2 separate regions of the Homo sapiens genome follow, and region 1 is linked to region 2. A link is a loop called in an ENCODE intact Hi-C map of the cell type or tissue named here. Cell type or tissue: IMR-90. All regions are shown on one strand. Links, peaks and the distances in the headings refer to the core of each region. The heading gives the core; the rest is flanking DNA.

Evidence for each region. A loop is a pair of places that touch in the nucleus more often than their neighbours do. Peaks named below come from ENCODE experiments on the same cell type or tissue, not always from the same donor. Only the 100,000 strongest peaks of a DNase experiment are listed, where the experiment ranks them.
Region 1: a loop joins it to region 2, with 2.3 times the contacts of the local background. A loop is called at or near these places in 5 of 110 quality-filtered maps.

Annotation. Positions count from the first base shown.
Region 1 is chr12:76,442,418-76,447,811 of GRCh38, reverse strand. All of the region lies in intron 4 of OSBPL8 (oxysterol binding protein like 8), which reads left to right. Among named protein-coding and RNA genes, the nearest start is that of BBS10, 97 kb to the right of the region's middle. In IMR-90, for the core only: no CTCF peak of the experiment used is centred there; a DNase peak (open chromatin) is centred at 3,051.
Region 2 is chr12:76,365,076-76,370,469 of GRCh38, reverse strand. It overlaps OSBPL8 (oxysterol binding protein like 8), which reads left to right. Exons shown (of 24, transcript NM_020841.5): 20 at 648-833; 21 at 1,169-1,256. Among named protein-coding and RNA genes, the nearest start is that of BBS10, 19 kb to the right of the region's middle. In IMR-90, for the core only: no CTCF peak of the experiment used is centred there; no DNase peak of the experiment used is centred there.

The DNA of each region.
Region 1 (5,394 bases), core at 150-5,149, 77 kb before region 2:
ACTTTGGGAGGCCAAGGCGGGTGGATTACCTGAGGTCAGGAGTTCGAGACCAGCCTGGCCAACATGGTGAAACCCCATCTCTACTTAAAAATACAAAAAAATTAGCCAGGCTTGGTGGCGGGCACCTGTAATCCTAGCTATTTGAGAGGCTGAGGCAGGGGAATCACTTGAACCTGGGAGGCAGAGGTTGCAGTGAGCCGAGATCGCGCCATTGCACTCCAGCCTGGGCAATAAGAGTGAAACTCCATCTCAGGAAAAAAAAAAATGGATCTAGGCCAGTGTCCTGTAGAGTGTTTGACTTTTTTAGATTGTTTGATTACATCTTTGCGGTATTACTTAATTTGTTTCTGTATCTTCTATATTTTCTGTAAACTAGAAGTTAAATGCAAAGGCTCGATTATATCTAGCTAGAGCATTTTTGGCAAGAATACTTTGTAGGGAGTGTGTAGTACTTCATGCTGCATCACATAAGAATTCACTTAATATCTGATTGTCCTGCTGCTAGTGATACAAGATTGGTAGATTTAGGTGAGGATAGCCTGATTCTCTTCATTGAAAGTTGCGTCTTTTCATTCTTTATGACTTGAAAGTGAAGATAAAGATGATATATTTGGCACCTTGCAAAAATCGTGTCCCCCATCAACTTTTTACTGAAAGATGTTTGAATCCTTTGATGATCATTAACTGAATCAGTTACAATATTAGGAGTTGAAAAATAGTGATTTTATAATTCTGTCATTCTTGTTATATGTGTTAATGAAATCTTTAAAGACAAGATCATCACTTAGGGTTACTTGGTAAATGTGAAATATAGTTAGTTCCTACAGAAAAGGTAGGCTGTGTGGGTATTTGTTTACTGCAAAGTATTAATTTTTTGATTGAAGGCGTAATGTGAAGTCTACTTCCAGTGGTGACAAATTCTTTTTGCCTTTTAAGTTTTTTTAATATCATGAGGAACTCATGGATTTTAATATATTCATTGTGTTTCAGTCATTGGTAAAGTGAAGATAATAGTATTTAGCACATAGGATTTTATTAAGGTTTAAAATGAATTAATATGTATATAAAGCCTAGCACCTGGTAGATGATAACCACACATGATCGCTGATATAATAATATTATTATCATTACTGTCATCAGTATTTTAAATAAAAAATGATTCCATTTGGGTTGAAGGCTGACATTTTAGGCTTTGCTATACTTCAGTATCTTTTAGAGGCTCATTTAGAACTTCTTTTAGTATGGATGGCCCATATATAACCCTCTAATTTAAAGCAGCCACGGTGTTAGTCATATCTTTATTTGCACTTAAATGTTCCTAGGTAAGTTTATGAATAAATTAATATTTTTAGAGTAAATTACATAGTAGATGTACTTCTTTAAAAGTCATTGGCTTTTTGTAAAGCAAAATACCTTCCTCTGGTTTATCCACTGAAATTCCATATCACAGTTTTCATGTGTAGGAGGTTTGTTTGAAATAAGATTATCTGTTAGCTTTTGGTCATGGTGAAGATTAACTGCTGGAGGAGATAAACCAATGTCCAGAAAACCTCTGATGTATCTGCCTTATCTCAAGTACTCATGATCAGCATTTTAGCTTCTGAATGGAAAGAATTAGAGTTCCAAAAGCTTATTGATAATATAGTGCATAACATTTAAAGGTCCTCATGTCTCTGAGGGCTTTTATATGCCTTAGCTCATGGAATTCTTACGAGGACTTTATGGTATATAAATCATTATTCCCCCCATTTTACAAATGAGGAAACTGAGCAGTTGGTAAGGTTTACAAGTCTACATAGTATGTAGTAGAGCTAAAATTTGAACTTAAACTCAGACTTTTTAAGTTCCAGTCAATTTTGTCATATTTTTGGAGGTTCAAATTTTTCAAACTTTGAGTCGAGTATTTTGATAGAATTCCATTATGTATACAATGCTTTGGAGATATATTTTTTGGGGGGTAGTACCTAGGAGTGCAATTGCTGAATCATGTGGTGAGTGTTTGTTTCACTTTATAAGAAATGGCCAAGCCATTTTCCAAAGTAGTTGGACCGTTCTTACATTCCTCTTAGGCAGTGTGTGAGCTGTCCAGTGGCTCTACATCCTTGATCTTTTTTATTTTAGTCATTCCAGTAGGTGTTTAGTGGTATATTGTGGTTTCAGTTTACATTTCCCTCATTACTGATGATGTTTGAGCATCTCATATGCTCATTGGCCATCTTTTACATCTTCTTTTTGCAAAGTATCATTTCATATGTTTGCCCATTTGAAAATTGTCTTGTTTGTATTATTATGTTTTAAAGGTTCTTTAATACATTTTAATATCATTTTGATAGCCATGTGTATTGAGAGTACTTTCTTCCAGTCTTGGCATGCTTTCTTATTTTCTTAATGCTTTCTTTCTAAGAGCAGATGTTTTTAATTTCATTGATGCCCAATTTATCAGTTTTTCCTATGATTCAAACTTTTTTCCTATTAAAGAAAGTTTTGCCTACTCTAAAGTTGCAAAGGATACTTTCTGTGTTTTCTTTTAGAAGTTATAAAGTGTCAAGGCTCTGATTTATCTCTTGATTTTTATTCTTACTTTTACCATCTTGGTTAGATCTCTATCATTTTATGCCTGCATTACTGAGTAGTACCACAGCCTCCTAACTGCTATTAGAACCTTGCCCTCCAACATACCAGTTCATCTTTCTTAACAAAACAACCAAACAGAAAATTATTTTTTACATACTTTGGTGAGATTATGATGGGTTCAGGGTTCTTATAGGTGTGTATTACCAGAGAACACATGGATCCTATGAAGTAGATCTCTGAGGGAAATAATATGAATAAAAGAGAAATATAAAATTTTAAGTGAAAGTACCACTTTTTATTATTAAAGCTTTTAACTATAAAAAAACTAATGAGATGGCTACATTTATGTCCCTCTCATTCTCAAAAAGGCAGTGGCTTACTGTTGCTTAGAGCAGTAGCACCTACATCTGGCTATATCTGAGTCACCTGGAAGCTTTGCTTAGATATAGATTTCACTCCACTCTTTCAGAATCTCTAAGGGTGAGGCTCAGTAACATAATGTGTTTATAAAGCTCTCCAAGTGTGTCTGATGTAGCAACTTCTGGACCAGCAAGTGGAAACCAGCAATTGAGAGCATAAATTTAGGCTTCCATATCTTTGGTAGTCAAGGTTCTTAGTATGTCTGATTTTACTGTACTCTTCCAGTTTCATCTTGTGTTTCTCATCATCGTGGACCCAGCTAGATAGCTTTCTTCACTGTTTCCCAGTGAGACTGTACTTTTATTTGTGCTGGTCTTCTATAGTGGAATATGCTTCTCCTTTCTACTTGCTTATCCAAATACTTCTCATTCTAGAAGGTGTAGTTTAAATCTGTTCTCTTTTGTAAGGCTTTCTTAGGTGATACTGTTATCTCAGTTTTCAAAATTCTTATATCACTGCTTTGGGGATTTCACAATATGCTGCTTTATATTGTTATTATAATAGGTATGTTTGATTTCTTCAAGCAGTGTTGTAAAGAGAGTTAAATGCCTTAAATTACATTCATAATAAATGAATGATTGCTTACCATCAATTTAAGAATTTCATCTATTCTCATTCATGTTTCTGGCTGAATCTCTGTTATGTATATTGACTCATACCAACTTAATGTAGCTCATCATTCTTTAAAAGCTGTTCTAAAGTTTTTTGCACTCTGGTTTTGTTCTATTGTTTTAGGATTTTTTTTAAGAGCTGGGGAGACTGACTCTCCTTACCCCACACACATCAAAATACATTTTTGTTTGTTATATGTTTAGATTTTGGTGAATTAGATTATTCAAGAAATTATGTATTTTCCAGATTGTGTTCCTTATTCAAAGGCTTAGTATCAGTTTACTTTAAAATAATTTTACCTTAAGTAAAATTATAGTCTCTTAAAGAGGATGGTATTTGTTTTGATTTATTTGAGCCGAACATATTTCAATTGTTTATTAAGAAAGACAGATATGTAAGGGCCGGGTGCAGTGTCTCATGCCTATAATAGCAGAACTTTGGGAGGCCAAGGGGGGCAGATAACCTGGGGTCAGGAATTTGAGACCAGCCTGGCCAACATGGTGAAACCATCTCTACTAAAAATATTAAAATTAGCCAGGCATGATGGTGCATGCCCATAGTCCCAGCTACTGGGGAGACTGAGGCAGGAGAATCACTTGAACTTGGAAGGCAGAGGTTGCAGTGAGCCAAGATCGCGCCACTGCACTCCAGCCTGGGAGACAGAGCAAGACTCTGTCTCAAAAAAATGAAAAAGAAGACAGAAATGTAGATTAATTAGGCTCGCGTTCACCCTTTCCTCCTCTGCTTTTAACTAAGGACAATGCCAAAGGAGCCTGGAGCCTAAATTATAGCTCATCTCATGGGCAAATAGGCAAACATGACACACATTCTTCTGTGTCCTGTTTGAGATTATTATCAAAGCTTCATGAAATACTATAACTTACCTTGTAGCTACTCTCATTCTTGGTTGTAAAAAGCTATTTTGTATGTTTTTATTTTTAAAAAACCATCTTTCAATTATAGTGCTTTGTGAGAGAATATATAATATTGCTTTACTAAAACTTACAAATGAGTCCATTTCAAACTAGTTTTTAAATGTTTAAAATTTTAAAACTTTTAAAACAAAAACTTTAACCTGCTTAATCAGTTTTATCAAAATTAACAGACTATGCTTGGTTTAGCTAGGCTCAAATTAAAATATCTGTTTTTAGTTTTGTGTCTCTTATCCCTTAGTACGTTCTCTTAAACCTGCAAAGTCCCTTCACTTTAAATGCTCTAGCAGCACTAAAAATATGATAAGTCAATATCCACTACTTCATAGAAAACTTCAAAGGAGATTTTCTTTCATACAATTTACTGATGTGAAGATACTGTACCAGATTCCCCAGGGTGACAGCGTTACACATTACTGGTATAATCTCAGGTGACTAACATGGAGTACCTTCATTTAAGTGGTTCACAGATAAGAAAGACCTAGAAATCATTTTCCTCCATGAATTGAAGCAGTTCCTCCTGTCTTGTTAAGACATTTCTAGTATCAATTATGAACATATGTGGGACTGTACACATATAACAAATGTGTTCTTGAATATGTTATATTTTGGAAAATTGTTTTACCTGAAAGAGGGCTTGTAGTTAGACCCACCCCTCCATTATCTTTAATTTCTCCCCAAAATGCTGTGCTTTGGTTTGTAGCCAGAGGTTGTTTTCTTTAGAAATAGTATAATTACAGATTATGCTAATTTTCTTCTGAGTTTTAAAATCCTTAATGCATTAAATATCTGTAATTTAGATTTCAAGTTATGTTTAAAAATAGGTTGTTTTCTGTTTTGAAGTTCCTTGTCTTTG
Region 2 (5,394 bases), core at 85-5,084:
CATGCTGCCTTTCTAGATGGGTAGGATATAGATATACTTTTATTTAACAGAAGAAAGAACTAGTAGGGGAAATCATTTTACCTCAGTAGTCTTTTCTGTTAAACCAGTGGTTCTCAACACTAGCAATACATTAAAATATTTTGGGGAAACATTTAAAAAATATATCAATACTTGCGCCTGACCCCAGAGATTCTGATTATAAAAATTCTCTGATAATTCATGGATCCAAACTTCAGAAGCACTGCATTACATTAATGGATCTTTATGAAGCCAGTGAATCTTAAACAGTGTAAGACGCATCTAGGAAGCTTGCTAAAAGCGTAGATTCCTGAGCTTTACCTTCATTACATCCTATCATCTTGAGCCAGCAACACTTCAACACTTACTATCATGAGTTTAAGAGTCTATGTAGTAAGTTTCTCTTGCCAAGTAAAAAAAATTAGTCTCCACTTATGAACAGGTCTCTCTCTACTCAAGGGACTGGATTTATATCTTGACTCATTTCTAAGCCTATGAGCATAAGTGTTGTCAAAGCCAGAAATTCATGTGAGCATTATTTTCTCTACAAGGGATTTGAGGCCTATTCTATATAGATTTTATTTTCTGTTACATTTTTAATACTTTTAATATTTTCGCACATGTATTAGACTCTGGCAACGGGTAACTCGAGCCATAAATGCCAAAGACCAAACTGAAGCTACCCAAGAGAAGTATGTTTTGGAAGAAGCTCAAAGACAAGCTGCCAGGGATCGGAAAACAAAAAATGAAGAGTGGTCTTGCAAATTATTTGAACTTGATCCACTCACAGGAGAATGGCATTACAAGTTTGCAGAGTAAGTAACTTAAAATAGTTTATTTCAAACAATGTATTAGCATGGTTTGTTGCCTTTATTTCTAGAATATTTGTTGCTGGAGTAGTTTTTATTTAATTAAACCATGTATATTAGTGTGAGATTTTTAAACTTGGTTTTGCATTCATTATAAGCTTGACTCTATGATAGAAGTTAGCCTATAAAATAAGTTGAGGATCTGAAGATTAGGTATGGGGAAATCTCATTATTAGAACTATGTATATAATTATTAATAAAATTGGATCATAGAATAGAAAGTTTTAAAGTTCTTTGTTTAGTCATTGAGCAAATGGTTTTTTTTTTTTTCATTTATGTAGTACCCGACCATGGGACCCACTTAATGATATGATACAGTTTGAAAAAGATGGTGTTATTCAGACCAAAGTGAAACATCGTACTCCAATGGTATGTAATAAAAAACTAGGTACACTAGGTATATAAATCTGTTAAATCTTTAGTATCTATAGCAACCAACTAAAATTTGGTTTCAAAATTTAAAATTTTGGGTGAGCAAAATACGCAGCTCTGAACTCTTCTTACCCCAAAGAAACATCAGAAAACAAGCAAAAACTGTCAACTCAATTTGCCAGAACTCTGGAAAACAGTCAGAGGTGTTCAGCAACCAAGTGAACACTGGTCAAGAAAGTGCAAAGAGAGGAAAGCTTTGTGGCATTTTACCTGCCCTTGCCCCAGGTCCATCCCAGTGCAGTAGCAGTCTTGAAGAGCCCCTGCGTTGCCAGTGTAAGTCCCTAGTTCCAGAAGGAGCAGAGTGGACCTCATACACAATTGTGTATGTCTGTCCTAACCTGTCAGAATACTACCTGAAGGACTTACACAGGCACTCATCTCTGAGAAAATCAATAAAGACAAATTATTCAAGGGAGCCAAACAAATTCTGGAGCTGAAAAGTATAACAAAAATGAAAATTCACTAGAGGTATTCAAAAGCAGATATAAGCAAGCATAAGACAGGATCAGGAAACTTAGAGATAAGACCATAAAAATTATCCAGTCTGAGGAGGAGAAAGAAAAATGAATGAAGTGAGGTGAACAGAGCCTAAAGGACCCATGGGACACCATCAAGTGGGTTATCATTGCATTATGGGAGTTCCACAAAGAGAAGACAGAAAAATGAATGAAGAATATTTAAGGAAAGAAGACCCCCCAATCCCCAAATTTGGTGGAAGATATAAATCTACAAATTCAAGAAGCTCAACAAACTCCAAGTAGGATGATCTCAGAGAGACCCACACCACAACAAACTGTCAAAAGCCAAAGAGAGTCTTAAAATCAGCAGAGAGAAACAACTTATCACATACACTGGGGATCATCCATAGGATTAACAACCGATATCTTATAGAAACCATGGGGGCCAGAAGGCAATGAGATGACATATTTAAAGTGGTAGAAGCAAAAACTTGTCAATCAAGAATTCTGTATCTGGCAAAACTGTCATTCGAAAATGGGGGAGAAATTAAGACATTCCCAGATAAAAGCTGAGGGAGTTCATTACCACTAGACCTGCCCTACAAAAAAATGCTAAGGTAAATATGTAATAAAATGAAACTCAAAGCTGTATGAAGAAATAAAGATTTTTAGTAAATAGTTGGACAAATATAAAAGCTAGTGCTATTGTAATTTTAGTTTGTAAGTCCACTTTTTATTTCCTGCAGGACTTAAAAAATAAATGAATGAAAAATAATTTAATTACATATCTTTGTTATCAGACATACAATGTGTAAAGATATAGTTCATTACAACATAAAAGCAGAGAGGATGGAGCTGTATAGGAGGAAAGTTTTTATGTACTACTGAAGTTAAGTTGGTATCAACTCAAACTAGATTGTTGTAGAGGTAGGTGTAAATGTCATCCCCATAGTAACCACAAATGAAATATCTAAAAAAATACACACAAAAGAAAATGAGAAGGGAATTGAAACAGTTTACACAGGAAGCAAACACAAAAGCAGGCAGTAATGGAGTAAATAAGAAACAAAAAACGTATATGACGTATAGAAAATAGCAAAATCAGAGGTAAGTTCTTATCAGTAGTTATTTTAAAATGTAAATAGATTAAACTCTCCGAGCAAAAGACAGATTGTAAAAATTGATTAAAATAAACATGACCCAACTATTTGCTGTGTACAAGAGATTCACTTTAGATCCATAGGCAGAAATAGAGAAAAATGAAAGTTTGGAAAAAAATATTATGTGCAAATAGTAACCAAAGGAAAAATGAGGTGGCCAATAGTAACCAAAGGAAAACTGAGGTGGTTATACTGTCAGACTAAATAGACTTTAAGTCAAAAATTGTTACAAGAGACAAAAAGAACATGGCGTATTGATAAAAGGGTCAATTCATACACACACACACACACACACACACACACCAATCAACAAAGCCCCAAAATATACAAAGCAAACTGACAGAATTGGAAGATAGAAACAGCTCTATAACAATAGATGAAGAATTCAGTAAACTACTTTTAATAATGGGTAGAACCTCTAGATAGAAGATCAATAAGGAGGAAAGGGATTAACTTGAACCACACTGTAAACCAACTTGACCTAGCAGACACATAGAACAATCCACCCAACCATGGAAGAATACACATTCTTCTCAAGTGTACGTGGAACATTCTCCAGGATAGACCATATGTTATGCCATATGACGTGTCTCAGTAAATCCCAGCTACTCAGTTGGTTGAGGCATGAGAATCATGTGAACCTGGGAGACGGAGGTTGTAGTGAGCCAAGATCACACCATTGCACTCCAGCCTGGGCAACAGAGTGAGACTTTGTCTCAGAAACAAACAAAACAAAACAAAACAAACTCAATGGGTCAAAGAAAAACACAAGGGAAATTAGATAATACTTAGACAAGTGAAAACAAATATATAGTATAACAAAACTTACGAGATGCAGCAAAGGTAAGGAAAATATATATCTGTGAACATCTACATTAAGAGAGATCTCAAATCAATAACCTTACTTCATTCCGTGAGAAACTGGAAAAAGAAGAAAAAACTAAACCCAAAGCTAGCAGAAGAAGAAAATAATGAAGATTAGAGTACAGATAAACAAAATAGAGAGTAGGAAAAAAATAGAATTTGTGAAACCAAACCAAAAGTTGCTCTTTGATAAAAATCAACAAAATCGATAAACCATCAGCTAGGCTAAGGAAGCAAGAAAGAAGACACAAATGACTAAAATCAGAAATTAAAGTGGGGATGTTACTACCAATCATAAAGAAATAGGATTATGAGAGAATGCTATGAATAATTGTATGCCAACAAATCCCTAGAAACTCACAAATTACATAAACTGACTCAAAAAGAAATAGAAAATCTCAATAGAGCTGTAACAATAAAGAGATTGAATCAGTAACCAAAAACCTCCAAAGAAAAATTCAAGTTCAGGTGGCTGCACTGGTGAATTCTACAAAACTTTAAAGAACAAGCACAAATCCTTCTCAAACTCTAAAAAATAGAAGAGATGGGAACATTTCCTAACTTATTCTCTGAGGCTAACATTACCCTAATGCCAAAGCCAGATAAAGACATCACAAGAAAATAAAGTTACAAACAATAACCTTTATAAATAAGATTCATACATCCTTAACAAAATACTAGCAAACAAAATTCAGTAGCATATTAGAAAGATTATACACCATGACCAAGTGGAATTTATTCCAGAAATGCAAGGTTGGTTCCACGTAAGAAAATCAATGTAATATATCACATTAAGAGGGGGGAAAATCACATGGTCATTTCAATTGGCATAGAAAAGGCATTTGACAAAATCCATCACCCTTTCATAAACAAAAGAAAGACCTCATAAATCTAGGAAGAGAAGAGACTTCCTCAACATCATTAAGGGCATTTATGAAAAACCCACAAATAGTAGATTCAGTGGTGACAGGTTGAAAACCTTCCCCGTAACATCAGGAACAAGACAAACATTCCCACTTTCACCACTCCTACTTACCATTGTACTGGAAGTTCTAGCCAGAGCAAGAAAAAAAAGAGAAGTCATCAAAATTGGAAACAAGTAAAACTATCTCTAATTAACAGGTGACATTATCCTATATATAGAAAATCCCAAAGAATCCATAGAAAGCTACTGGAGCTAATGAACTTAAGAAAAATTGCAGGGTATAAGATCAACACACAAAAATCAGTTGTGTTTCTAACAGTGAACACTTGAAATTAAGAAAGCAATTCAATAATAGCATCTAAAAGAACAAATTTAACCAAGAAGCTGGAAGACTTCTACAGTGAAAACTATAAAACATTGCTAAAGAAATTAAAGAACATCTAAATAAAGGGAAAGACACCTCATGTTCTCAGGTAGAAAAGGTTAATATTGTTAAGATTTTGGCCAGGCGCAGTGGCTCATGCCTGTAACCTCAGCACTTTGGGAGGCCGAGGCGGAGGGACTGCTTGAGACCAGACTGGACAACATGGCAAAACTCTGTCTCTACAAAAAATAGAAAAATCAGCTGGGCATGGTGGCACACGCCTGTAGTCTCAGCTACTCGGGAA